Linked DNA regions of Mus musculus: region 2 is linked to region 1. A link is a contact called in ENCODE Hi-C or POLR2A ChIA-PET data. All regions are on one chromosome and are shown on one strand. The core of a region is the stretch at or near the end of the contact, and the rest is flanking DNA. Distances in the headings are between cores, read along the strand shown. Region 1 holds the start of Apobec1 (apolipoprotein B mRNA editing enzyme, catalytic polypeptide 1). Region 2 holds the start of Necap1 (NECAP endocytosis associated 1).

Region 1 (2,674 bases), core at 112-2,611:
AGTAGGAGAAAAGAAGAAGAAAAGAAAAGAAAAGAAGAGGAGAGAAAAATAGTAAAAACCTTGTTGAAAGGATATTGGTGGGGTGGCCCACACCTTTAATCCCAGCACTCAGGAGGCAGAGGCAGGTGGAACTCTGAGTTGAGGCTAGCGTGGTCTATATAGAGAGTTATAGACAGCCAGAGCCACATAAAGAAATCTTGTCTCAAAAAGTAGGAGAAAAAAAGAAGAAAAGAAGAGAAAAATAGTAAAAACCTTGTTGAAAGGATATTGGTGTGGTGGCCCACACCTTTAATCCCAGCACTCAGGAGGCAGAGGCAGGTGGATTTCTGAGTTTGAGCCAGCCTGGTCTATAGAGTGAGTTCCAGGACAGCCAGGGCTACAGAGAAACCCTGTCTGGCGGGGTGGGGGGGGAGAAAGAAAGAAAAAAAGAAAGGAAGGAAGGAAGGAAGGAAGAAAAAAAGAAAGGAAGGAAGGAAGGAAGGAAGAAAGAAAGAAAGAAAGAAAGAAAGAAAGAAAGAAAGAAAGAAAGAAAGAAAGAAAGAAAGAAAGAAAGAGAAGGGACCAGACTGAAGCCATTTTGAATAAAACTTTCATTTTGAACAGAGGTCAAATAAGTTTAAGTTCCCAAGACCTCAGTGTTGAACTGACATCCTGTCTGGCAAGTTGAGACATGATTGCTAGGCAAGTCTCCCACCACAGTCGAATAAACCAAACAGTAGGAACAGGATGAATGTACCACAAAGACAAGTTCCTAGGGAAGACTTCTATCCCTAGATCCTAATTTGTGGGATAACTTGGCAGACTTATTTATTTATTTATTTTTAGATTTTTACACCCTAACATTTGGATACCAAACGCTAACCTACTTGAGCCCTTAAGCTGAATTAGCAGCACCTCGGACTGTTTTTCAGTCATCTGGACTCCCGGAGGTGAGCCTGTATTCTGCTTTCTGGTGGAGCCTCTCTAGGACCCAAGAAAGGAGAAAGTGGACGCAGCACTGCTCCGAGGGTCAGAGGAGGACAGGAGACGGCCCGCTTTTCACTGGTTTCCACTGAGGGAACATTTGCTTCTGGTTCTGGGCATGCTGGATTGCCCATGTCTGTCAGTCTGTGTCTGTGGTTTCATTTAGTTTGAATGTTGCTCTGTGTTTTATATCTGGAAAAACGGGCCAAAGTTCATCTGCTGGTTGTTCACCTCTTAGTATTTACCCATCTCAAGGATTTTCGGGGGGGGGTGTGGGGGGAAGCGGCCGAATCGGGACAACAACAACAATAATAATAACAACAAAAACTGATAAACTGGCACTGTGCCTGCAGCTGAGAGTCCTGCACTGCTGGTAAAGCCCCGCCTCCTGCTCGCCTGATGCAAACCCCTGCCGCCTGATCTAGCTGTTCGAGTTTCTCTAAAAGCGAAACCAGCAGCTCTTAAGCTTTCTGTGGTCAGGAAGCCGGTGCCTACTCCCGCTACAGAACCACGGTGCCCATGAGCGTTGGATTCTGCAGGCAGCAACAGCAAGGCGCTCCTCCCTTGAAATCAGATCAGGAAGAAGTAAGGGAAGTTTTGTCTGTTTTTGAATGTATAAATGTATGTGGCCAGTGCGTGTTTGCTTCTGACTGTTCTGTGTTCTGTATGTATTGGTTATAGATCATTGGCTCATAAGTCGTTGGATATGGTTAAAAATTTTTAGTATCTGTACCAAAAAGTTAACTTAAAACCAGTAACTCAGGGTTGGAGCCATTGTCCAACACATGGGATGGACCAGCCAAGGAAACGGGTCTCCAAAGATACTTTTAAATTGGAATAAGATTTTTATATAATTTCTGATCTGTCTTAAAAACCAAGTTTATAGAAAAAACTAGGAGGTATTTAAGCTGTATCTCCATGCGTTCTTATACAAGAACTTTTCTTGCTGTCAACTAAACTTTGTAACATAAAAATAACCCACTTATAATAACTTATAATAACTAACCCCTTTATAATAAAACACTAAGTTGCTTATACTGTTAAAATTTGGTTTTGTCTTCTAAGAATTACGGTTTGTGCTCCATGTCTTCATTCTTTAAAAAGGTACTTTGTTTTTCAAAAAACACACAATTGAGAGATTTTAAACTACTTTAACGAAAATTTTGGAATTTTACAAAAAATCAAAACTGGACATTTTAAAAACAGCTTTTAAAAAATGTTTTCATTTATAAATCTATGAAACATTTTAAATTTTATCAGATATTTTATTGTAATGTCTTTATTAGTATGTTATCTTTATTAATGCATAAATAAAAGACTAAAAATTAGGGTCACAGCTTAACACCAGAGACTGAAAAATTCCTGTCTTATGAGGCAATAAAACAATGACCATAGTCAGTCTGGTGAAGAACTCGGATACTAAAGTATTATAGCATTAAAAAAAAATTGAGAATCACTGGCTTAAAATTATGTTTCAAGATATAACTTAAAACAAATAGGGCTGGAGAGATGGCTCATCGGTTAAGATCACTGACTGCTCTTCCAGAGGTCCTGAGTTCAGTTCCCAGCAACCACATGGTGGTGGCTCACAACCATCTGTAATGGGATCTGATGTCCTCTTCTGGTGTGTCCGAAGACAGCGACAGTGTACTCATATAAATGAATCTTTAAAAAAAAAAAGAAACAACTTAAAGCAAATAACTAAAAATAG
Region 2 (2,674 bases), core at 126-2,625, 270 kb before region 1:
GAAAAACCATGAAGGTATGTAGGTCAGAAAAGGGATACTACTAGTACTGTATTTTTATAACGATTTAGTTACCCTATACTCTTTTATTTAACTCTCAAAAAAAAACCTGTGAAGGGGTTGGGGAAATGGCTCAGTAGTTAAGAACACTTGTTGCTCCTGCAGAAGACAGGGGTTCAGTTGCCAGCACCCAGATGATGGTTCACCAACATCAGTGACTCCAGTTCCTGGAGATCTGATGTCTCACAACATCACTCTGACCTCTGTGAGCACAAGGCATACCCACTCATACAGACAGACAAAACACCCATACACATACCTCTAAAACAAATAAAAACCTGTGAGGTACACAAGACGTGCACAGTCTTCTCACGCTACTTCTCCTGTTTTACAAATGAGAACCCTTAAGGCCTGGGGAAGAAAAACATTGATTGGCTCATAAATTACACAGCTATTTAGTGTCGAGGGCTCAGACCTAAAGAGTTTTCAACACAAATCCCAGCGAATTCTCTTTGAACTCCTTAACATCCTACAACAGCCCAAAACCTCAATCACTGGATTACAAGGTTGTCAGGCCTTACAAGAGGAAAAAAAAAAAAAAAAAAAAAAAAAATGCTGCACTGACTCTGGGAAAGCTCTAAGAGAGGTGACTGGATTGATAGGAAGGCAGAAATCCCTACATAATCAATGTGTGGGGGGGAGGGGTACACACACACAAACAAAATGAAAACACGCAATAGCTCATCACTGGAATACAAGATCTTAACGTGTGCCTACTGCGCCCCCCCCCCCCAAAAAAAAAAAAAAACTAAAGGATGATGACACTTGGCGAGAATGACAACAGTATCAATTAAAATAGATCATCTAAACAGTGGACAGCAAAACTACCATTCCGGACAAGTGTCAGGCGGGATCAGAAGCGCGGGGGGAGGGGGGGGAGCGTGCCGTGTGCGTGTGCGGACGCGCGCGTGGAGGATTACAAGCCAAAGGTCGCAGCAAGAGTAACAGATGGAGCAGGCATGAATGGATTGCGGATGACGAGGAGCAGACGATGTCTCAGGGGGAGGGATGGGGAGGAGAGGTGGAAAGACGCATGACGGCAGGAAGAAAAGAAAACAAAATCAGAGTTCCAGCAAAACAGAAAAGTAGACGGAGCCGCCGGCAGCCCGGGTGGCAGGCTAACTACGGCGGCAGCGGCTCGAGCCGATGGCTGCTGCCCAAGGACACAACCGTCACCCCGGCGGGCGCCGGCTGCAAATCCCCCTGGGTACCTGTAACCGCGGTTGGAGGCCCGCGGCGGAATCCGGTAGACGCTGACGTCGGGCTTCACACACAGCACGGACTCATATTCCAGCTCTGCCGCCATCTTGGCTCCGCTAGCGCCGCGGGGGCGGGGCACGGGTGGGGGCGGGCTGAGACGCCGACGGCTTCCTTCGCGTCACTTCCGCTCGGGTACAGCTTCGAGGTTAACCTCTAGGCGGCGCAAAACCTGTTACAATCTGGAAACGCTGATGCGCCTGGCTCGCCATCTTGAGTAACGGCAAAGACAGGCTCAGTGGTAGAGCACTTGCCTGCCAAGGCCTCGGGTTGGGCTCTTTCCCCAGCGAAAAATTAAAAATAAGAATTCAGTTCTCTTTTACCTACCTTCAAACGGTAACCAGAAAAAAAAAAAAAAAAAGTCACTGAATATACGAAAACAAAACAGAGGTTGGACAAAATGAATCTCTGCTTTCTCATTCTGTTCTCATAAGCAAGTGTCCAATGCATAATCTATTAAGTGCTACCATGGGGTTGTTTTGTTTTTTTGCAATTTTGTAGGTTTTGTTGGTGACTTCTCCATATTAAAATGACTGATTACAGTGCTAAATGCTATCTAGCATCCCTCAGCATGAGTAGCCCAGCTGGCTACACATCACGATGAGTACTAAACAGCTCTATCCACAAATATGTTCTTTGTGCACTCGCAAATAAATGTAAGCTTACAACAGTGTAACTTAGAAATGTTTTAGATGGCACTGACTTCAAGTGGCAAAACCAAGTCTGATCTTATCTTGTCCCCCCCAAAACACCAGTAGCAGCCTCTTTCATTGCATTCTATCGACTGGTTGACTTTTACTTCTGATTGGTCTGCTTTGCCTAGCAAAGCCAGTTCAACAAGAATTAGACTTTAGGGTTGGTGAGATGGCTCAGTGGGTAAGAGCACCTGACTGCTCTTCCAAAGGTCTGGAGTTCAAATCCCAGCAACCACATGGTGGCTCACAACCATCCATAACGAGATCTGACTCCCTCTTCTGGAGTGTTTGAAGACAGCTACAGTGTACTTACATATAACCAATAAATAAATCTTTAAAAAAAAAAAAAAAAAAGAATTAGACTTTAATTGGCTGGTAAGGATGTAGAGACTGGCTACGGTTGCCAGGACTATAAATTGATCCAACGCTGCTTTGAAGGGACATTTAGCAGAACTCTCCAAATATTAAGTGGGTGTAGCCTTTAACAGTTCCACTAGCTTTTTGTTTGTTCATGTCTGTTTATTTGGAGACAGAGTTTCAATGTAGTCCAGGCTGGCCCTCATCTCATTATGTACTAAAGAATGACTTTGAACTTGTAATCCTCCTGCCACCATAGTACTGGAATTACAGGCATGTGTCACCACACTCTTTTCTTTTCTTTTTTT

Evidence for each region. A loop is a pair of places that touch in the nucleus more often than their neighbours do. ChIA-PET counts read pairs that join two places held with the same protein, here RNA polymerase II (POLR2A).
Region 2: a map of v-Abl transformed pro-B cells shows a loop between it and region 1 (6-fold over the local background). The contact joins the promoter of Necap1 here to the promoter of Apobec1 in region 1. A Hi-C loop is called at or near these places in 2 of 37 maps with a recorded cell type or tissue (both v-Abl transformed pro-B cells). POLR2A ChIA-PET finds 5 or more read pairs at or near these places in 4 of 5 experiments (all embryonic stem cell).

What each region holds. Positions count from the first base shown.
Region 1 is chr6:122,601,131-122,603,804 of GRCm38, reverse strand. It overlaps Apobec1 (apolipoprotein B mRNA editing enzyme, catalytic polypeptide 1), which reads left to right and starts at 1,361. Exons shown (of 8, transcript NM_001134391.1): 1 at 1,361-1,548.
Region 2 is chr6:122,873,258-122,875,931 of GRCm38, reverse strand. It overlaps Necap1 (NECAP endocytosis associated 1), which reads right to left and starts at 1,375. Exons shown (of 8, transcript NM_026267.3): 1 at 1,269-1,375. The coding sequence starts at 1,363.